2 separate regions of the Homo sapiens genome follow, and region 1 is linked to region 2. The links are chromatin loops, found by intact Hi-C in ENCODE. Cell type or tissue: psoas muscle. All regions are shown on one strand. Each heading gives the region's core, and the rest is flanking DNA. Links, peaks and the distances in the headings are about the cores only.

The links. Hi-C counts contacts between places; a loop is a spot of excess contacts. Peaks named below come from ENCODE experiments on the same cell type or tissue, not always from the same donor. Only the 100,000 strongest peaks of a DNase experiment are listed, where the experiment ranks them.
Region 1: it touches region 2 in a loop (10-fold over the local background); 3 of 110 quality-filtered maps call a loop at or near these places.

Annotation. Positions count from the first base shown.
Region 1 is chr10:112,590,387-112,602,577 of GRCh38, forward strand. All of the region lies in intron 5 of VTI1A (vesicle transport through interaction with t-SNAREs 1A), which reads left to right. It overlaps LOC124902503 (a long non-coding RNA gene), which reads left to right and starts at 7,575. Exons shown (of 2, transcript XR_007062292.1): 1 at 7,575-12,191. In psoas muscle, for the core only: no CTCF peak of the experiment used is centred there; no DNase peak of the experiment used is centred there.
Region 2 is chr10:112,642,581-112,654,771 of GRCh38, forward strand. The region is part of intron 5 of VTI1A (vesicle transport through interaction with t-SNAREs 1A); the gene reads left to right. Among named protein-coding and RNA genes, the nearest start is that of MIR4295, 15 kb to the left of the region's middle. In psoas muscle, for the core only: no CTCF peak of the experiment used is centred there; no DNase peak of the experiment used is centred there.

The DNA.
Region 1 (12,191 bases), core at 2,250-10,249, 53 kb before region 2:
AGATGTATAAATTTATTTATTGCAGGCTGGGCACAGTGACTTACACTTGCAATCCCAGCAATTTGGGAGGCTGAGGTGGGAGGATCCCTTGAGCCCAGGAGTTCAAGATTAGCCTAGCCAACATGGTGAGACCCCTTCTTAAAATTTTCCAGACATGGTGGCATGCATGCCTATAATCCCAGCTACTCAGGAGGCTGAGGTGGGAGGATTGTTTGAGCCTAGGAGGTCGAGGCTACAGTGAGCTGTGGTCACGCCACTGCACTCCAGCATGGGTGACAGAGCGAGACCCTGTCTAAACAATAATAATATTAATAAAAATAAAATAAATTTATTTATTTCATTAGCCCAGAGATTGGAAACGAGAACAGAAGGTATATGCCCAAGATAATAATTAATGTATAGTGAGATAACCACAACTCAAGAAAGAAATATGGCCAGGCATGGTGGCTCACATCTGTAATCCCAGCACTTTGGAAGGCCAAGGCGGGCAGATTACTTGAGGCCAGGAGTTTGAGACCAGCCTGGCAAACATGGCAAAATCCTGTCTGTACAAAACATACAAAAATTAGCTGGGCATGATGGCACATGCCTATAACCCCAGCTACTCCGGAGGCTTAGGCAAGAGAATCGCTTGAACGCAGGAGGCAGAGGTTGCAGTGAGCCGAGATTGCATCACTGCACTCCAGCCTGGTCAACAGAGCGAGACTCTGTCTCAAAAAAAAGAGAAAGAAAGAAATAGCTTCAGCTACGATATTTCCATTCTGGGCAGCATTGGCAGGAGCTGAGCAAGCAAAGCTCAGGAATTCAGCCTCTCTGTTGGGTACTCAGGTTTATGTTAGAAGAGATACTGTTGACCGGGCGTGGTGGCTCACGCCTGTAATCCCAGCACTTTGAGAGGCCGAGGCAGGCGGATCATGAGGTCAGGAGATCAAGACCATCTTGGCTAACACGGTGAAACCCTGTCTCTACTAACAATACAAAAAATTAGCCGGGTGTGGTGGCAGGTGCCTGTAGTCCCAGCTACTCGGAAGGCTGAAGCAGGAGAATGGCATTAACCCAGGAGGCGGAGCTTGCAGTGAGCAGAGATCGCACCACTGCACTCCAGCCTGGGTGACAGAGTGAGACTCCGTCTCACACACACACACACACACAAAACGAAGAAGAGATACTTTACTTAAACAATTGTGTACTGTTTAATTGTTTTATACTGAAATTTAACTTCTCAAGGTCTTTACCCTTTCCTTATGGCAAGGTAAAATCTGGACATCTCAGGCTGGTGTTCAAGGCCCTTAAGCTCCTTCGCTATATTCCCAACTGTATTATACTGATCATCCTGCAGATTACCTGACTTGGTGGGCAGAAGGGTCCCCTTCCAAATATGTCCATGCCTTAATCCCTGTAATCTGTGAATACTTTACATTACATGCCAAAAGGAAGTTTGCAGATGTAATTAAAGTAACAGACCTGAAGTTAGGAGATTTCCTCAATTAACCAGTGGGCCTAATCCAATCATGTTAGCCCTTTAAAGCAGAAAACTTTCTGTGTTGGAGGCAGAAGAGATTCAGCAGAAAGGGTAGATGCAGAGATTTGAACGTGAGAAGGACCAAATATGTCGTCTCTGGTCTAAAAGTAAAGGGACAATGTGACGTGGAAGGTAGACAGTGTAAGGGGCCAAGAGAGTTCGCTGGCTGACAAGCAGCAGGGAAACCAAGACCCCAGTCCTACAATCACAAGGAACAAGTTCAGCCAGTAACCAGAAGGAGTTTGGAAATGGATACATCCCCACAACCACTGGAAATGAACACAGCCTGGGCAACACCTTGATCTTGGCCTTGTGAGACCCAGAGCAGAGGAAGCAGCAGTGCCCACCAGACTTCTCACCTAAAGAACTGTGAGATCATAAATATGTACTGTTTTAAGCCACCGAGCTTTTGGTCATCTGTTACAGCAACAACAAGAAATGAAGACATGGATCCAAAATGCCCTTCCCCCACCATTGCTAACAGTCATCATCTGTTCATCCTCCAAGGCTTACCTCAAAGGACCTCTCCTCCATAAAGGCTTCTGGGAAAGCCCCAATCAGAAAAATCACTCCTGCATCTGTTGATGCCATTGAGTTTCTGCCTCCGCAATGGTGCATCTTCATTAGACTCCATATCAGTTTACCTATTTGCATTCATCTCTCCCTGACCAAATCACAGCACTTGATCTATCCGTGCTTTGATTTACATCCACATATTATTTGACATAGTACTTTGCACACAGTAGGTGCCCAATTCTATAAATGTTGCATTTGGAATATATGTCATCCTCAGAGAACCTAAAAAAATGGTTAGACAAGGTGCCCATATACATTTACACAATCAGCAAATTATGAGGATATATGGCAAATAAAACTGGATGTTACTCTTAGTTGAATGGATCTTTCAGTCCACAGGAAGAAAGGAAGGTGTTAACCGAGTGAATCCTGTGGATAAACCTACAATTAGACTTGTGTTACGTTCCATGAAGGAAAGTGATATGGTGCTGTGAAGACTATAATCAGGAGCGTTTATTGAATGCAGGACTGTGTGGTGTCTGAAGAAGGAAAGGAACAATTGAGATTATTCAGTTTAAAGGAGAGAATGCAGAGTAATACTTTCAAATAGATACTAAAACTAGATGCAGTCATCTTATACCAAAAGCGAGGATGATCTCCTCTCCCATCTTCCTAAAGAAAGCAGTGAGAAGTGAAATTAAACTGCATTCTGAAAAGTTTAGGTTAGACCAGTAGTTTTCAACCCTCGCTCAACATTAGAATGAGCTTAGGAACTTTTAAAAATGACTGGTGCAGGGGCCCCATGCCAGGCCGATTGAGTCAGAATCTCCAATGGTCGGGTGTAGGCATCAATATTTTTTAAAGCTTCCCAGCTATTTCTGAAGACTGTGAACAACTGCTTTGTGTTTTTGGTGTATTTTCTGAGTTCGTGGTGAAAAGATAGGATTATGAAGTGAAGGCAGTGAAATCCCCTTCCTCAGGGAGGGCTCTGCAAATAGCACAGAAAAAACCTCTTCAGAGCATGTGGGTGTCAGTAGTTCTGACGAAAAGCCAGCTCGAGGTGATTGCCTCTTTTTTCCCATCTCATAACATTCATTGGAATTTTTCTGATTATAAAAATAAGGGGTTCTTTTTCATATGGAAAGTTTAGGGAAAATAGAAAAGCACACAGAAAAAAATCAAAAATTACTCATAATCCCATCAACCACCAACCAGTCTAAACATTTTTTGGTAAATACCAGGCGTCATAGGCTAGCAGGCTGTGTATGTGTGAACTCGTTTATTCAGGATATGTGGTCTCCATCTTTTTTTTATTTTTTTTATTTTTTTTGAGACGGAGTCTTGCTCTGTCACTCAGGCTGGAGTGCAGCGCCACAATCTCGGCTCACTGCAAGCTTCGCCTCCCGGGCTCACGCCATTCTCCTGCCTCAGTCTCCTGAGTAGCTAGGACTACAGGTGCCCGCCACCACGCCCGGCTAATTTTTTTTTTATTATTATTATTTTGAGACGGAGTCTCGCTCTGTCACCCAGGCTGGAGTGCAGTGGCGCTATCTCAGCTCACTGCAAGCTCTGTCTCCCGGGTTCCCGCCATTCTCCTTCCTCAGCCTCCCGAGCAGCTGGGACTACAGGAGCCTGCCACCATGCCCGGCTAATTTTTTTTGTATTTTTAGTAGAGTCGGGGTTTCACTGTGTTAGCCAGGATGGTCTCGATTGCCTGACCTTGTGATCCGCCTCGGCCTCCCAAAGTGCTGGGATTACAGGCGTGAGCCACTGCGCCCGGCCGGTCTCCATCTTTTAAACTTGGTCACTTCACACCGTGCACTTGTTATCATCCTCTAAACATTTGAGCTCATAACCCCGGAAGTTTTAATATGGATCCTTTTTTAAAAGCCTGCTTTAGGAGAAGGAAATAAAGGGTATTCAATTAGGAAAAGAGGAAGTCAAATTGTCACTGTTCACAGACGACATGATTGTATATCTAGAAAACCCCATTGTCTCAGCCCAAAATCTCCTTAAGCTGATAAGCAACTTCAGCAAAGTCTCAGGATACAAAATCAATGTACAAAAATCACAAGCATTCTTATACACCAATAACAGACAAACAGAGCCAAATCATGAGTGAACTCCCATTCACAATTGCTTCAAAGAGAATAAAATACCTAGGAATCCAACTTACAAGGGACGTGAAGGACCTCTTCAAGGAGAACTACAAACCACTGCTCAATGAAATAAAAGAGGATACAAAGAAATGGAAGAACATTCCATGCTCATGGGTAGGAAGAATCAACATCGTGAAAATGGCCATACTGCCCAAGGTAATTTATAGATTCAATGCCATCCCCATCAAGCTACCAATGACTTTCTTCACAGAATTGGAAAAAACTACTTTAAAGTTCATATGGAACCAAAAAAGAACCCGCATCGCCAAGTCAATCCTAAGCCAAAAGAACAAAGCTGGAGGCATCACCCTACCTGACTTCAAACTATACTACAAGGCTACAGTAACCAAACCAGCATGGTACTGGTACCAAAACAGAGATATAGATCAATGGAACAGAACAGAGCCCTCAGAAATAACGCCACATATCTACAACTATCTGATCTTTGACAAACCTGAGAAAAACAAGCAATGGGGAAAGGATTCCCTATTTAATAAATGGTGCTGGGAAAACTGGCTAGCCATATGTAGAAAGCTGAAACTGGGTCCCTTCCTTACACCTTATACAAAAATCAATTCAAGATGGATTAAAGACTTAAACATTAGACCTAAAACCATAAAAACCCTAGAAGAAAACCTAGGCATTACCATTCAGGACATAGGCATGGGCAAGGACTTCATGTCTAAAACACCAAAAGCAATGGCAACAAAAGCCAAAATTGACAAATGGGATCTAATTAAATTAAAGAGCTTCTGCACAGCAAAAGAAACTACCATCAGAGTGAACAGGCAACCTACAAAATGGGAGAAAATTTTCGCAACCTACTCATCTGACAAAGGGCTAATATCCAGAATCTACAATGCACTCAAACAAATTTACAAGAAAAAAAACAAACAACCCCATCAAAAAGTGGGCAAAGGACATGAACGACACTTCTCAAAAGAAGATATTTATGCAGCCAAAAGACACATGAAAAAATGCTCATTATCACTGGCCATCAGAGAAATGCAAATCAAAACCACAATGAGATACCATCTCACACCAGTTAGAATGGCAATCATTAAAAAGTCAGGAAACAACAGGTGCTGGAGAGGATGTGGAGAAATAGGAACACTTTTACACTGTTAGTAGGACTGTAAACTAGTTCAACCATTGTGGAAGTCAGTGTGGCGATTCCTCAGGGATCTAGAACTAGAAATACCATTTGACCCAGCCATCCCATTACTGGGTATATACCCAAAGGACTATAAATCATGCTGCTATAAAGACACATGCACCCGTATGTTTATTGTGGCACTATTCACAATAGGAAAGACTTGGAACCAACCCAAATGTCCAACAATGACAGACTGGATTAAGAAAATGTGGCAGATATACACCATGGAATACTATGCAGCCATAAAAAATGATGGGTTCATGTCCTTTGTAGGGACATGGATGAAATTGGAAATCATCATTCTCAGTAAACTATCGCAAGGACAAAAAACCAAACACTGCATTTTCTCACTCATAGGTGGGAATTGAACAATGAGAACACATGGACACAGGAAGGGGAACATCACACTCTGGGGACTGTTGTGGGGTGGAGTGAGGGGGGAGGGATAGCATTAGGAGATATACCTAATGCTAAATGATGGGTTACTGGGTGCCGCACACCAGCATGGCACATGTATACATATGTAACTAACCTGCATATTGTGCACATGTACCCTAAAACTTAAAATATAATAATAAAAAAGCCTGCTTTTAGAATTTAATATAGTATGAAGACTTTTTTATTTTACCAAATATTCTGCTTTGAAAAACATTAACGGCTGTCTACTGCTTTATCCCATGAGTATACCATAAACTTATTTGATCAGGCCCCTATTATTGGACATTTTGGGGTTTTTAAAACTATTTAACTAATATTGCAGTAGGGATAGTTATTCATAGTTCTTTACATCAAATTCTGGCTATTTCTTAGTGATAAATTTTTAAAAACAAAATTGCTGGGCTGAAAAACATAATATTTTCAAGATTTTTAATGTATTATACCAAATTTTCCTCCAAAACACTACCATAGTTTAATTTTCCTTTCCCTAAACCTTCTCTCACATTGAGCAGAAGGTATGCTTGTACTTTTTATTACATTTCTTTGTCACGAGTAAGGCTGATAATTTCTCTTACATTGCTTAACTGTAATTCTTTTGCTTATTTTTTCATTAAAAGTTAATTTTTTGCTGATGTGTTTATGTTTCTCTTCCTTATTTACATAAGAACTCTTCTAAACCCTTTTGTGTCAAGTTTGTGGTATACTTTTTTCAAATTTGTTGGTAAGCTTTTTCTTCTGTTCTTGAAGTATTGACATGTGAATTTGATACAGTCAAATCTTTCTTTTTAAATTAGTTTTTCGTTTGAATGTATGCTCAGGAAAGCCTTCCATACCATAAGATCAGAAGAAGCTTATTTTTTCTTCTAATGCCAGATGGTTCTGTGTTTTACTTATTAGGTTGGTATCTGCTTCTCATTCTTTGAAGCAAACTTGAACTGGAGGTTTGAGAATCAAACAGATCTGGGGAGAGAGTCCTGACATTTCCACTTACGCTAACCTTTGGGAATTTTTGGAACCTCTTTGGGCTGTGGTTTGTTTTTTGTTTGTTTGTTTTTTTGAGACAGAATTTCACTCTTTTTGCCCAGGCTGGAGTGCAATGATGCGGTCTCGGCTCATCGCCACCTCCGCCTCCTGGGTTCAAGCGATTCTCTTGCCTCAGCCTCCTGAGTAACTGGGATTACAGGCGTGCGTCACCACCCCCTGGCTAATTTTGTATTTTTAGTAGAGACAGGGTTTCTCCATGTTGGTCAGGCTGGTCTCGAACTCCCGACCGCAGGTGATCTGCCTGCCTCAGCCTCCCAAAGAGCTGGGATTACTGGCGTGAGCCACCACACCTGGCCTGGGCTGTGTTTTCTTTGTCCATTCAAAGTAAATTTCAACCAAGCCAGGTACAGTGGTACATGCCTATAGTCCTAGCTATGGCCGAGCCCAAGAGTTTGAGGCTGCAGTGAGCTATGATTGCACCTGTGAATAGCCATTGCACTCCAGCCTGGGCAACATAGTGAGACCTTGTCTCTTTTTTTTTTTTTTTTTTTTTTGAGACGGAGTCTCGCTCTGTCGCCCAGGCTGGAGTGCAGTGGCGCGACCTCGGCTCACTGCAAGCTCCGCCTCCCGGGTTCACGCCATTCTCCTGCCTCAGCCTCCCGAGTAGCCGGGACCACAGGCGCCCGCCACCACGCCCGGCTAATTTTTTGTATTTTTAGTAGAGGCGGGGTTTCACCGCGTTAGCCAGGATGGTCTCGATCTCCTGACCTCATGATCCGCCCGCCTCTGCCTCCCAAAGTGCTGGGATTACAGGCATGAGCCACCGCGCCCGGCCAAGAGACCTTGTCTCTTAAGAAACAAAACAGAATGAAACAACCTATGAGGGATACCTGGTGTCATAGAAAGTACTGAGCATGAGGCCTGGTGCATAGTAAATGCTCAAAAAAAATAAAAGCAGTTTTATCTAGCTTCGTTCTTCAGAGTAACATGAGACTAGCACTTGAAGATCCAAGACCATTCTGAGTCAGTTTTCTTGCAGTAAACTCTTGGGCACCTTGATTTTTGGCTGTCTTCAGCTTAACCCCTTTCACTTGTAAGTCTCTAATTATCTAAAGCGTATGGTTGTGTTTTCACTTATGCAGGTAGTTTATGTACCATTTATTGAAAGACCTCTTCCTTTCCTTCTGAACCATTGTTTTCCTTCTGTTCAGTCTCCAAATGTACCTTTCTCTCCTCTTTAGCCTTTGACTGACATTTCTGTGAAGCATTTTGTGATGTGCATTTAGAACACTACGTAAAAATAAACTGCATTGTGTTATTTAAATATTTAGAGGCCTTTGTAGCCTTGCAGGCTATTTTTAAAATGACCTTTAAAACCATTTGCAAAGAAGACAAAAGTAATGGGGGGAAAGCATAACCTTTTAATGTTTCCTTCATTAGTGGCGTTCCCTACCTTGGATGCATTGCCTTGCTTTGATAGTTCATAATGTAGGATACATCAAAGACCCAAATAATGGAGAACAATGGGGACCAATTTTTTTAAAGCTGATTTTGCATTATTGCTGCTGCCATTAGGTGTCAGATGGAAAAGATCCCTTTCTTTTAAATAAGCTGGACTCATGATTGATTTTCTACGTGTGGTAGACCCCCTTGGTAATGCTGGTGTGTAAAGAAAGACCTGCTATGCATTCATATGTGAATTGGGCTTATCCGGTTTCCTACGACTTTGCTTTTGTACAGCAAGTTTATTTTTGAGAGGAGAGAGTCAATCTGCGTTATATCTGACTCAATAATAACAAGAAACCAAGTTGCAGTAAGAGTCTGCTCTATTCCTTCCTTCATTCAGTCAATCCTCCGTTCACCATTTCTCCAAAACATACCAGTCCGTCTTTGACTGTATTTTGAGGGTCTGGACCCAGAACAGGAAGAGTCAACCTTCCAGAAACTTCTCTGATAAAGAAAAATGAGAGACAGAGGTCCAGGGCCACTGTGGAAAGCCAATGTTTGAAACCCTCAAAAGGCCCGAAACAAGAAGCAGCTTGCAGAGTAGGATTGGGGGATCTGCAAGGCCAGAGTGAGGTAGGAAGCAACCCACAAGGAGGGCCATGATTGCATTAAGAGCATAGTAGGCAAGAAAACACAGGCAGCCAGGATGTGGTGTTGGGTAGATATGGTGCAGGCCAATTGGACAGACCTGCTTTTATTGATTTTAAAATGGAACCAGGGCTTAAGGAAGATACTGCCCTCTTGGATCTTCGAGCATAGCTAGGGCGTATGCATGTGAGAAGTTAAATATTAGGACAAAACAGTCCATGGTGGATGCCAAACGACTGGACCGCCAATAAGCGCTGAAGGAGAAGGCCTTCATGGAAAGCCTTCAATGCCAGAGACTTTCTTTCCTTGCTTGATTTGCTTTGCTTTTTTTCTTTCTTTTTTTTAAACAGAGTCTCACCTGTCTTCCAGGCAGGAGTGCAGTGGCATGATCATGGCTCACTGCAACCTCAAACTCCTAGGTTCAAGTGATCCTCCTGCCTCAAATTTCTGAGTAGCCAGGACTACAGGCACATACCATTCCGTCCAGCTAATTTTTAAATTTTTTGTCAAGACAGGGTCTCAGTATGTTGCCCAGGTTGGTTTCAAACCCCTGGGCTCAAGGATGATCTTGCCTCGGCTTCCCAAAGTGCTGGGACTACAGGCGTGAGCCACAGTGCCCAGCCCACTGGAGACTTTCTATGCTCAAAACGAATAATAACGTTCCAACTCCGGGCAACTCAGTAAATTTTTTTTAATAAATTATGCTATGTGTTCATTAGGTTATAGATAGATACTTATTATTCTCATTTTACAGAATTGGAAACTAAGGTTTGGAGAAATTCAGAACCATATCTGCAGGCTCACAGCTGGTGTGTGATGAAGCAAGTTTTAAATCCAGGGCTATCTGACCCTAGTTATTTACCACCACATCACAAAACAATCTGAAAAACGGAATGTTTGAAAACCATGTGTGGTACATAGAATAATGCACCCCTCCCTCAAAGATGTGTGACCACAACCTAATTCCTCTCCCATCTTCCAGAGTGCCCCTACTATAGTCATTTTTATCCTTATTAGCAGCCAATGTGATGCTTTGAAAACATAACTCAGATCAAGGATCTTCTGATCAAAACTGTCCAATGACTTCCCATCATATTTAGCATAAAATCTCGTCTTTAACGTGGTCCACAAGGCCTTTCATTATCTGACCACTTATCCTCCAACCGTAATTTCTACCACTCTTCTTTACTTGCTCCTCTAAAATACCCAGCACACCCTTGCCCCAGGGTCTGTGTACTTGCTGTTTTCTTCTCCCAGATACGCACATGGCTCACTGGCTTCGTTCATGTGTGGCCTCTGCAGAAAGCGCTTTCCTGACCACCAGTCTAAAATAGCATCTTTCATTTTCACCTTACCCTTCACTTATCACTAACTGACCTTATAGTCTATATTTATGGGTTTATTGTCTTTTCTTCCCACGAGAATGAAAAGTCCGTGATGTCTGGTCTGTTTTGTCTCTGCTGTGTCTCTAGCTCCTAAAACAGTGACTGACAAAAGGTGAATGTTCAAAAAATCACGAATGAATGAATTTTTACAAATGTTTAATGTTTGATGTGAATTACATTAAGACAGTTAGTTGCAGACATTCATTTAAAGCATGGATATGCATTTGCAATATTCCATCTGCTATGGGCACTTCCTAGTGCTAAGGCTTTAAAATATGCAAATATGAAGAAAGTGCAATCCCTTGCTTGCCCTCAAGGCATTTACAATCTAGTAAAGAAGACAAATTTCAATCGGTGTTGGACTGACAGGTGTAAGTTGTAGTAGACTCTGACATCTGTAATCATGTTGCAAGGATAGTTTTATGGGGATTCAGAGAAGGGAGCACTGTATCCAGTTGCTAGCATTAGGGAAACCTTCATTGTGGGGAGTGGGAGAGGTCATCTTTGGCCGCATTTTGGACAATGTGTAGCATTTTGATATGTGGGACTTAAGGGAAAAGCATTCTGGGTGAAAGGAACTGCTTAAACAAAGGTACAGAGGCAGAAAAGTCCAAGATGCTTTTCTAAAGAAAGATATTGACCACAGAGAAACCAGAGTCAATATTACCCCAATGACAGTAAATATTGAAGTTCAATAAAAACTGGTTGGCATATCTGCTATGCCTAAACAATTTTGCTAATATTAAGAAGGTTCTCGGCTAAAATTCTGACTCATCAATTATTTACTTTTTTTTTTTTTAATTTAAATGACTATTTCTATGGGGAATCTTTTGTAAATGTGTCTGGTCTAATTAATTTGGTGCCAACCAGGCACCAATGCCTTGTCGACTCTCTTTATTTACTGTGGTATGCAGTCACTTTTCTTAGTTGTTCCGTGCCTCATCCTAGGAAGTAGGTTTGTCCTGTTTGCTTTCATAAGCATGACTGGCCAGTAAAACCCTTGACCTTTAAATTAATGGGTAATACGAATTCATCTCATTCCATCATGAAACAAAGATTCTCTGTATCAGATATTACTATTTATTAGTAAGACAAGGGGATGGGGGATGCCATGTGCTCTGAGGTATCACTATTAGTTAATGAGAATGGTCCACATTTTATCCTTCTTAGGAGTAATTTTTCTGAAGGGCATTGGGAAATTAAATAAACACATCTGAAATTGGATTTAGATTTTGATAGAGCAGAATGATTACAACTAGGGTCCCTTAGTAGCCTGGGGTTATTCAAATACAGATAAAGACAATACATTTCCATAAATTCTGAAGAAAACATGTGGCTGGAGTATGAGCCATATTTTTCTGAGTGCTGGGGTTGATGGCCATTAAAAATGAGAAGAACTGAAACATGCAGGCATTAGTTCCTCACATGACAGTTGCTCTAAATCACCATTTATAGAATGCACTTTTTAATGTGAGCATTTCTAAAGTTAACATGAGCAATAGAAATGTCAAAAGTGAAAATTAAATCATTAATTCTAACATATTCCTTTCCTAATTAAGAATAATTACAGCAGGGGCTAGATTTTATTCACCCTTTGACCTCAACCTTGCTTGCTCAGTGCCTGGGACTTACTGTTTATTGAGCGAATGAAAAAATTTTTTTTATCAAATCTTTTGCTTAGGCAGGTCCACAAATGGCAGGGGGCATACCCGGGATATTGCTGAAAATGAGCAATTGATATGCAAGAGTTAGACAAAATTCAGCTGAAGCAGTCCAGGGCTTAAATAATACTAGCTCAGAAAATTAAGATAGAGACTTATCAAAGCTTTCTTTCAGACTGATCCTTAAATGTTTTGAAATGTTTATCTAAACCTCTTAAACTCTAAAATAGTTTTGATGCCTTTTGATAGCAAATTCTGAAATGCCTCAATTAATGT
Region 2 (12,191 bases), core at 2,624-10,623:
TACGTATACACTCATAGTATACAGGGTAGTGTGTGTGTGTGTGTGTGTATGTGCATGCTAAATGATTACCATTTGTGAGGCATTGTATGGAGGGAAATGAATGAGACTGATTCCCTGCTATGGGGAAGTTTGTTACAGTCTAATGGGGAGACAGGCATGACCCCAGTTAGTCATTCTTTAATAACTAGGCCGAGCATAGGGAGAAGACCAAAACACCAAGCCTTGGGGTCTGTGCCATAATAGTGGTACAGATAATGAATTGAGTCCAGAGGAGGGAAAAATGTTGCCAGCTAAGTTGATCATGAAAAACTTTTGGACATTGGTGACACTAGAACTGTATTTAAATGCATGTTCCCTGTGCATAATTATCTGAGCATGTTTTCTTTTTTTTCTTTTCTTTTTTTTTTTTTTTTTGTTTTTAAGACAGAGTCTCACTCTTGTCACCCCAGGCTGGAGTGCTGTAGCACAATCTAGGCTCACTGCAACCTCTGCCTCCCAGGTTCAAGCAATTCTCATGCCTCAGCCTCCCAGGTAGCTGGGATTACAGGCACCCGCCACCACACCTGGCTAATTTTTTTTTTTTCTTTTTTTTTTTTTGTAGAGACAGAGTTTCACCATGTGGCCAGGGTGGTCTTGAACTCCTGGCCTCAAGAAGTGATCTGCTGGTCTCAGCCTCCCAAAGTGCTGGGATTACAGGTGTGAGCCACAGTGTCGGGCCTCTCTGAGCATGTTTTCTATTTCAATTATATTAAATTTTGAGACATATAAGTCAGTGATCATTTATGATTATTGAATGTCCTGTGATTTCATAAGTAAATCTTTAAAATTTTAGCTTTACTCAAAATAATCCAAGACCATTTACTATGACTTAAATTATTCATAAAGCAAGGTGATTATTACTCTTGAGACCATTGTACAAAGCCCTGAAGTGTGTTACACATAGGCCAGAAACCTTTCTCCTTTGTTATATCTTATGAGTCTGTTAGGTTAAAAAAAAAATTATCCTTTTTTTGCTATTTCTGTTCTCAATACTTGAAAAATAGAATTTTGTGTGCCTCAATCTAAAAGGAGAATCATCGAGAGAATCTCATTCTGTACTGCATAAGCTACGAAAGACTTCAAAATTCCAGAGGAAAACAGACAAAAACTCTTTGCTTATTAATGTACACACCTCCATTTTCCTAAAGTTGCATAACTAGCCGAATTAGGAAAATGCTGTAAACATTGCATCACTGTTGACATTGAACATTGCATAGCTAGAAAGAAAGGCATATATGTAATTTTTTTCGTTTACTATTTCAATAGTCTGAGTCTCAGTGGCAAATGAAAATACAATTGAATCTCAAGTGAATGGCCAGAAACACCGTATATTTTATGAAATATGGCAGCATAATGAATAGGAGGTAAAAAAAAAAAAATGTCCTGGCTTTCAAGTCCTGATGGTTGTGATGTGATTGAATCATAGTGCATTCTGTTTGATGTCTCGGCTTTGCTATTCAGATGCACTGCAAAGTATGTGCATCACCCTCTCTGCAAAGTGCACCTGGCAACCCAGCACGGATGTAGTTTGTTTTCATTGCATCTGCAAGAAACATATATATTAGAGTAGAATTTAAGTAGGAGTATTTTAATTCTTCTAATTGTGATAGTTTCCCCACACAGAGAAAACTATCAATCAGGTACAAAAGAAACTGCTTAGGATTTGAAGGAATTTGACAATTTTGTTGTAGTTCCTAGCCTGGCAGGTGGTAATAATGCCTATGCCAGCACTGTCAAAATATGAAAATTAAAGTGACGATGGGTTTTAATGAAATCCATTTGACAAATATAATTAAGGTGTTTTAATATGAAGTCCTGTAATAAAGACTACCGGTGGACTCCCTGAGGTCCTGACTAATTGTGTAGATTGCTTTTAAGCTTTGAATAGTTTTATTGGATAATGAACTGTTAAGAAGTGTTAGATCTTTCTTAAGCAGAATTTGGTTTGAAAAAGAAGAGGAGAGACAGGCCTGAGGTGTGGCATTTTAAACATAATTAGAGGAGAGATTTAAGTTAACATCTTTGATCTTGCTGTCAGTTTTTGATTAGAGCTGTAAATGCTTTAATCAAGTGTAGTGTAGTCATTACATTTCTAACTGTTTTTTAAACTGCGAAATTACTGAGACATTGACATCAATTTTAACACATTCTGAAAATGTACAGCAGAATTGGGCTTCTCTACCTAGCGTTTGTATGAGAATATCAGATTATACTGATTTACCAACCTTAAGCAGAATGGCAAAATGACATTATGGTAAGGAATAGTTTAGTTTCAATCATAGTTAGACATAGTAACAAAATAGTACAATTATTTGATATTTATTGTGCTTTCTAGGAATGTGTTTGTAAGTTGAAAGCACTCATATGAACCTGTTCTATTAAAACGTATAGATGAGGAAGGAAGTAACCTCAAAGTTTTCTATCAAGTAGATTTTATAATGTTAACTGGTTTTAACATTCGTTTTTCAAAGAGCCATTGTAGCTCACTATAGTCATCCAATGTCATATTTGGTTTTGTATTCCCCTGCCTAGCGCATAGCAAGTACTCAGTGTGTGTTTGTGGAATTAATGTGGAATCTATTTATGATAGCTCAATATGTACCCAGCTTAAATTTTCCCCCAGAATTCAATAAGATCATAAGTGAAATGTAAGGAAAAGTACACTCCTCTTCCCCTTTGCCACCTATCTTAACCCAGTTACTCATTATGGGGTGTAAATGGGTATATATTTGGTATTTCTCACTAGTTTCAGGAAGCATCACTAAAATGATGAGTTAGACCAGTGCTGTGCAGGATTCTTCTTGGGGGAGAGCAGCTTCCCTAGCATGTCACCCATGATTGCAGAAGTGCTAGGGCTATATAAAGGAGCCATGCCCCAGGGCCATTCATTGAAGAAGGCGTCCACACTAATTACATGGTCTTGAACTTCCTGCTTGTGTATTTTGCGTTACGTAAGATATGAAATGAGGAGTGAAGAAGCCTAGGTTCTAATCCAAGCTCTGCTTGATATGCCATTTAGAAAAATCACTTCTCTCAGATGATCTAATCCAACTCCTGAGTGGAATAAATAACTTCTAAAACGCTCCTGATTCTAGAATTCTACTGATAAGTGTATATCTAGTGTTCTCTCTATAATAGTTTCTTTACCAACTTTACCCCTTTGCCTTTCTTGCTTTTAATGTTCTCCCCTTTTTACTTTTTTTGGTGCATTTCTACTTATTTCACTTGATCATTTATTTATTTATCCATCTATCCATCCATCCTAGAAGCATGTATTGTATGCCAGGCATTATATGGAAAAGAAAGAACACCAATATACTGTGTTTTTTTTTTTTTTTTGGTTACCTGATGCCAATGTAGTGCCAGGGATGGGGAGTGGGTAGACAGAATAGAATGCTATCTTCTTATCATCCATTTTTATTTATGTGCCATAGGGTGATAGATATATGTTTATAAGTAGAAGGAACTGGACTAGATGCCTTTCAACATTTTTTACCTACAAATTTTGCTAGAAATACAACCTATCTTGTAGGTTATCCAACTACCTATCCTATTGTTTTAAATATTTATCATATACCATTAGTTTCAGGTCAATATTATGTGCATTCTGAAAAAAACCAAAACAAAAACTTGGAAGTTAAAAAAATAAAATAAAACTAGGAAGCATTGTTTCCATAGGTTCTTACCTTTGTCTTCTAAGATTTGAAAAGAAATGTGAGGCACCCAGTAGATTATTAGACACAGGTTGTCAGTAACACTCAGATTATTATATCCAAAGATATCCACATCATTATGGGGCAGATGAGTATGAGTGTAGGAGCAAGAAGCCCAGGGTGGACATCAGGAAATGTGAATTGTGGGTGACCTGCAAGGGTGATGAGCAAATCTGTGAAGAGTACCATGTTCTTTTTTTTTTTTTTAAGATGGGAGTTTTGCTCTTCTTGCCCAAGCTGCAATCTTGGCTGACTGCAACCTCTGCCTCCCAGGTTCAAGCAATTCCTGTCTCAGCCTCCCGAGTAGCTGGGATTACAGGAGTGTGCCACCACGTCCAGCTAATTTTTTTGTATTTTTAGTAGAAACGGGGTTTCACCATGTTAGCCAGGCTGATCTCGAACTCGTGACCTCAGGTGATCCACCCGCCTCAGCCTCCCAAAGTGCTGGAATTACAGGTGTGAGCCACCGCGCCCGGCTACCATGTTCTTTTGTTAGTTGATACAACACCTTTGGCACATTCCTCAGTTTAGCACTTGTGCAATGTGCTGTACTTTATCCTGATGGTGGTTCCATTCATATCATTCTACTCCATCTAAGTGTAAGCTGCTAGATGTTGGGACCATGTTTTATTTTTATTTCTTTGCATGCCTGTTATGTAATTGACTCTCCGTAATATTTATTGGCTTGAATTATAATCCTACCTCTGACCTAAAATTTGCCCCCACAGGCAAGTTGTTTAACCTTTCTGGAAGAGTTCATTTTCATCAGGATTTCCAAGAAAAAAATGAGTGGAGAGCCCATGGGATAAATGAAAGTTACTTTAAAACTTTTTCTTTACTTCCATGGGCATGTGTAAACGGCTTAACTCTCTAGCCCACCCCACTCTGTCCTTATCCAAATTACATAAATATTTTCTAATGGGACCATGACGGTTTTCACTTTTGGAATAGCTGTTTAGCGCTTTGAGATTGTGATGAAAGACCTGTAGAGTGGGGAAGATTGTTCAGGTGCAATCTCTTCTGAATCCATAGATATAATCAGAGTCAGGCTCTGCTTATAAAATCATCAACACACTATTTCCCACTGTACTAGGTGTTCTTTTGAAGTCTCTCATACTAGGTTCTGACCTCATTTCTCAAGATGTATCCACATTTTCTAAATGGAAAATTTTGGCAAATAGAAGACAGCCCCAACATGCAAAATGTTTTTGAATGTTGCTTTCCGTTTAACACATAAGGACATCAATAAAGTCAACTATGATATGTGTGGACTATATTGTGTTAACTGGTGTTTCATTAAAGTTGTCAAGACTAAAAGTATGTTTTTCCGTAGTTTATGTATAGATTTGTTTATTATCAGTATAGAAAGGATTCCACATAGAAATTTTTTGTAAAATAATTATACTTTGTCTCTGCATTTTTTAAATTTATTTTTAATTTTATTTTTATTTTTTGAGACAAAGTTTCACTCCTGTTGTCCAGGCTGGAGTGCAGTGGCGCAATCTTGGCTCGCTGCAACCTTCGCCTCCCGGGCTCAGGTGATTCTCCTGCCTTAGCCTCCTAAGTAGCTGGGACTACAAGCACATGCCACCGCACCCAGCTAATTTTTCTATTTTTGGTAGAGACCAAGTTTTGCCATGTTGCCCAGGCTGGTCTCAAACTGCTGAGCTCAAGCAATCCGCCCGCCTCAGCCTCCCAAAGTGCTGGGATTACAGGCGTGAGCCATTGCACCCAGCCTGCATTGTTTTTAAAGAGAACATTGAGATCATCTATGTGGAAATTACACATCAGTTACACATCTGGATTGATTTGGTAGCTTTTTATGAAAAAGCTAAAAAGATTTTTCTCCTCTGTTGGACTCAGGGCTTAAGAGTAAAAATTTAAGAAGTCAGAAATCAGCTTAAACCTATCCATTCTCCTTCCATTTTGTTCTCTCTCTTGCTGTCACTAAGGAAAGTTAATGGTTTGTGCTGAAGTTTACCTCCATGAAACTAGAGAATGTTTGAAACTTGTCAGAAGATGCTATTTGTGATATTCAGTGGCAATCCTAGCCCATAGCATGCTTCTTTGTTACTGATGGCATCATTGTCAGATTTCTGAGAACAGTTCTGGTACCAAGCTCAGTGCACCAGACTCTAAAATGAGCATCAACCATGATAAATTAATTAAATCATCTTTAGGGTTAACCAACAATGAAGTTCATGAGAATATTATACATAGTTCAAAAAGAGGTTCATTTTTCCTATGGTACTAGAGAACCAAGAATAATTTTCAATTTATTCTGCCTTATTCTGTCTTACTCTGTAAAGATTTGTTGTTGTTATTCTTTTGGTAGGAGGCTTAGACATTCTTTCTACTCAGCAGTCTTTTTAAAATTTTTATTATTACCCTTTCAGTATTTTGAGCCTCTAACTTTGTAATACAGTTTTCAAAATACAGCATTTTGCTTTCAGACAGAAGTTTCATAGGAGATAAAAATTCCTAAATAGATTACCTGATCAACAATTTCTCAGCTTGAGTAAAATGTGTAGTGGGTTTGAGTTTGTCAGTGGGTAAAATATATATCTATTAAATAATTTCTTTACTCATCTATTAAGAGGTTTCTGGCTTTACCTGCTGTGTATTAACAAATATTTTATTTTTATTTAGATATTTGGGGTATTTTTTTTAAGGTTTCAGTCACTTTTCCTGTACCTGAAGTGGAGAATGGGATTTGCCAGTGATAAATGGGGAAGTTGACTAGCTAACTAATAAAGATTTGTCTTAATCAAGTATGATTTGTCAGAACAGGAGTGCACTGGGGTCAGGGCACGCACAATGAATTATACAGCATTCACAGGAGGGAAGGACCCGGCAAGAGACCTCATAAATATGCTGCCATTACCCACTGCTAATTCGTATTCAAAGAGTGCTCTGCACAGCCAGTTTCTAGGTTGCTGAGCTGTTCACCAGTTTCCTGAGCTTTCTGTTTATGTGAAAAAAGAAGTTTTTATTTTGTTTTGGTATCATCTGGATTCTCAAGGTGTATCAGTCTTAAAAACTGAATTGGTACCAATAATTTGAAGTGTGGCTTATCATATTACATCACAAATAATATCAATCTAGTGCCTACTATGGGCTCATGCATCATGCTGGACACAGTGTGGAGGAATCAGATATATAAGGCACAGTTTCTGCTAGAAGAGTTTTCTGATGCTTTCTTATGATTCTCTTCAAGTATTGTCTCTGTAAATTCAAGTATGGCTACAAGAGGAAAACCCATCTGCCTTTTTGTTAAATATAGTCATGCATTCCTTAATGATGGGGATGCATTCCGAGAAATGCATCCTTAGGCATTTCATCATTGTGCAAATACCATGGAGAGTACTTACACAAATCTAGATGGCAGAGGATCCAGCACACCTAATGTAATGGTCTAGCTTATTGCTCCTAGGCTGCAAACCTGTATAGTATGTTACTGTACTGAATACTATAGGCAATTGTAATACTATGGTAAGGACTTGTATATTTAAACAGTAAAAATATGATATAAGAGATAAAAAATGATCCACCTGGACGGGACACTCACCATGAATATGAATAGAGGTTAAAGGACCAGAAGTTGCTCTGGGTGAGTCAATGAGTGAGATTGTAAAGGGCGAGGATATCAGTGTACACTACTGTAGACTATATAAACACTGGACACTTTGACTACACTAAATTTATTTTTAAAATGTTTTTCTTTCTTCAACAATCAGTTAACCTTTGCTTGCTGTAACTGTTTTACTTTATAAGATTTTTAATTGTTTGATTCTTTCGTAATAACGCTTAGCTTAAAACACATTGTACAGCTGTACAAAAATATTTTCTTTCTTCATATCCTCATTCTATGAACTTCTATTTTTAATTTTTTTTCCTTTTGTTCTTTTTAAACTTTTTTTGTTAAAAACTAAGACACAAACACATACATTAACCTAAGCCTACACATGGTCAGGATCATCAGTATCACTGTCTTCTACCCGCACAACTTGTCCCACTGGAAGATCTGCAGGGCCAATAACATGCATGGAGCTGTCATCTCCTATGATAACAATGCCTTCTTCTGGAATACCTCCTGAAGGACCTGCCTGAGGCTGTTCTACTCTTCACATTTTTTTTTAAATAAGTGGAAGGAGTACACTCAAAAATAATGATAAAAGCTATAGTATAGTAAATTCAAAAACCAATAACATAGTTGTTTATTGTTATCCAGCATTATGTACTGTGCATAATTGTATATGCTATACTTTTGTATGACTCGCAGTGCAGTAAGTTTGTTTACACCAGCATCACCACAAACACACGAGTAATGCATTGTGCTACGATGTTCGACAGCTACCATGTCACTAGGGATAGGAATTTTCAGCGCTATTATAATCTTTTGGGGCCACTGTCCTATACGTAGTCCCTCGTTGACCAAAACATTGTTATGCAATGCATGACTGTATGTCCTCTCAGTGAAGAATTTTCAAATTAAAAGTACTGTTACTATTTCCTGCAGTTTGACATACATTAAATACATAGAAGATATTTTCTCATGTTTCTGCTAAGCTTGACTTTCTAACCTATGATTCATACTATTCTCATCTGTTTATATGACTGATTGCTTTGATAAGTTACATAAGTTATTTTTCACAGTCTTTATTTTATAAATTACTTCTTTGATTTGAAGAGGTTATTGTTTCTTCTCTTCCTGTTGAGCAATTATAAGTAATGCTGTGTGGCTTAACCAACATTTAAGGCCACCTAATCTGTTATATCCAGCTACTGTTGGGATGATGTCCTTCTTGGCCCTAGAAAGTCAGCAAGGGGAGCATTCCTGTCTTCAGCACTTCCTTCATGCTTAAGTGACCTATTAGATGGTTTTTACATGATATTTTAAATATGACAAAATAGTTTATAATATCTCAATGTCTTAATTGGTAGAAAAATATTGCCATCATCTCTCTTAGTGGAATAGCCCCTCTTTTATTTTTTGAGATGGAGTTTCACTGTTGTTGCCCAGGCTGGAGTGCAGTGGTGCGATCTCCGCTTACCACAACCTCCACCTCCCAGTTTCAAGTGATTTCCCTGCCTCAGCCTCCTGAATAGCTGGGATTACAGGCATGCACCACCACACCCAGCTAATTTTTGTATTTTTGGTAGAGACGGGGTTTCACCATGGTGGCCAGGATGGTCTCGATCTCTTGACCTTGTGATCCGCCTGCCTCAGCCTCCCAAAGTGCTGGGATTACAGGCGTAAGCCACCGTGCCTGGCCTGGAATAGCCCTTCTAGTAGTTGATGATCCCAGTCTTTTTTAGCTGAAACTGATGTCCACATTAAAATAACAATAATAGTAATAATAATTATTTTTTAGAACTGTGAGTATACACTTTCGGTGTGTCAGGGAGGAAATGAATGGACTTTGAATACCAGGTTACCTTCTTACTTCTAAGGATAGTTCCTCCAGGAAATAAAAGGTTGAAATAGAGAGATGGGAAAGTCCACTTCATCCAAGTCTGTTTTATCAAAGGAAAAGTTTTAGCCAAAAGGCTACTACTTGGTATATTTCTGCAAACTTCCGCAGAACGTTAGCCTCAGCCAGAAATAGAAAGGAGCACAGTCCTCTGATTGATCTCTTACCACTTAGAAATTGTCATGACTCCTAACAGGATGTTTAGAGTTGAGTGTGGTAGAATATTTGGAATTCTATAGTGATGGAGATTTCTTTCCTTCAGGTGAAAAAAGAAAAAAACAGGCAAACAAAAAACAACTCTTTGAATCAAAGACAATGTAAAGGGATGGAAGTATGGTTGCAGCAGTGCTTAGTTAGAACAATGTCTAAACTTTAGCGTAGACAAGCCCTGAGTGAAATCAAAGCCTCCCACTGCCATAACACCATGAAGATTTTCACAAGGGGACGCAGATAAATGGATGGTGAAAACAGACTAGAGCGGTACACTTCAGTCCTCAGAAATGAGTGTCCTTCACATTGGCTGTCACCGACTGTCTCAGTGAGTATGCAGTTGCTGTGTGTCTCACAAAAAACAAAATGCACAAAATCCTGGAAAGGGAATTGAGGACTCTGAGGGCAGAACAAAGAGTTAGAGCCAGTTGCAGGGGCTCACGCCTGTAATCCCAGCCCTTTGGGAGGCCGAGGCAGAAAGGTTGCTTGAGCCCAGGAGTTTGAGACCAGCCTGGGCAACATGACAAAACCCCATCTCTACAAAACATTGTTTTAAAAAAAGTAGCCAGACATGGTGGCATTCACTTGTGGTCCCAGCTACTGAGGAGGCTGAGGTGGGATGATCACTTGGGCCCAAGAGGTCAAGGCTGCAGTGAGCCGTGTTCATGCCAGTGCACTCTAGCCTGGGCAACAGAGTGAGACCTTGTCTCAAAAAAAAAAAAATGGAAAGAAGGAAGGAAGGGAGGAAGGGAAAGGAAGGAAAGTAAGGAGAAATATAGGCCCACTGGGCCTAGGAGGCAGACCATGATGTGTCTGTTGGGCCCTAAAAGACTCACCTTGCTTTTCTTTCGTTGAAGTAGTGTTACTGGTGGAGGGTGTCCAGGTTCTTGGCATCTTGAACAAAGAATTGGACAAAATGCATACACAAAACAAGGAAAGATTTAGGCAACAAAAGCAGAGATTTGTTGAAAATGAAAGTACACTCCACAGGTTGGGGGCGACCTGAGCATAGGGGCTCAAGAGCCCCATTACAGAATTTTCTGGGGTTTAAATACCCTCTAGAGGTTTCCATTTGTTACTTGGTGTACGCCCTCTGTAAATGAAGAGGATGAAGTCATGTTACGAAGTCATTTACTCAGTGTACACCCTATGTAAATGGAGAGGATATTTTCTGTCCTAGCTGAAGTGTTTCCATTTGATTTGGTTCTAGGAAGTCAGCGAGAATCAGCCTTATGTTCCCTGCCTCCAGACCCTATTCTCCTGCCTCATTAAGAGGGAATTTTTTTCATTTTGCTTTGTATTCCTGTCCTTTTATTTGATTGATGACATCCAAAGAGTCATATAATGTCTAGCTTCCTTCTTTGGTGTGTGTTTGTGCGAAGTATAGGTCCAAATTGCGCAACCAGAATGCCCATGACGTCGGCCACCTGTGTGCTGGGGAAGGCACAGTGCACAACAGTGGCCATGTAATCAGCTTAGGGATCAATCTGGCCTGGGTCTTGAATACTGGCCAACCTTGGGCAAATTACTTAACTTCTCTGAGCCTCAGATTCCTTGTCTTGAAATGGGATTAATAATAATCGACTTCATGTGGTGGTTGTGAAGATTAAATACGGTATCCATTAAGTGCTTAGCACAGTGGCTAGTATAAAATGAAGCAGTCAATAAATAGTAGCCCAAAATAAAAACCTTTCCCTGGAGGGGAGCATTCATTGCAGTATTTTATACACAGCCTGTAAGCAATAAACTTTTGTTGGATATATACTGAATGTATGCAGTCATTTTTTTGTCCCCCAGGGTTTCAACCTACGTGCTTGTTTCCCCCCCAAAATAAGTCCCATCCCAACTTGTTAATACTCTTAGGTGGAAGTTTGGTAAAAGACTCAGTTTTAGTGGTTCCCTAGTAAAGTCTATTCAGATATAATTAAAAATTCTTCTTACAATTATGCTAATAAGTTCAATATACAGCCTGGCTGATGAAGTCTAATAAATTCCCTATTGTACTTAGAAACAATGGTAGCTTTGTTGTATTCTGTATTTTAGAAACTCCCGATGTCATAGTGCTTGCTAAGAAAAGCAAACAATAATAAACTTTTTTGTTGTTAGGAGTTTTACTAAAAGAAGTCTGTAAGTGCGTATTTGGTTATGTACTCTCCTTCTAGGGTCACGCTAATACTTCAGTTTATAAAATGAATAATTTTTTAGTGTGCTTCATCTGACATTGACCAGCAGTTGCCATCTAATAAGCAAGATTATCAAAATCCACATTTACTTAGCCTTTTCTTTAATGTCATAAGGATAGCATAAATATTAGGAAACCTTATCTCCTTTTATTTTTTTACAGGACAATAATTTGAGCTCAGTTTAGATCTTTTACCACGCATACATCTCAAATTTAGAAATAATATTAAGATCGTATCACCTTAAAACTCTTTCAGAATATGCCCCACAGTCATCCATTCTTTTTCTTTTTATTTATTTATTTATTTATTTTTTGAGACCGAGTCTAACTGTCACCGAGGCTGGAGTGCATTGGCACAGTCTCGACTCACTGCAAGCTCCACCTCCTGGGTTCACGCCATTCTCCTGCCTCAGCCTCCCGAGTAGCTGGGACTACAGGCACCCACCACCACACCCGGCTAATTTTTTTGTATTTTTAGTAGAGACGGGGTTTCACCGTGGGCTCGATCTCCTGACCTGGTGATCCTCCTGCCTCGGCCTCCCAAAGTACTGGGATTACAGGCGTGAGCCACCG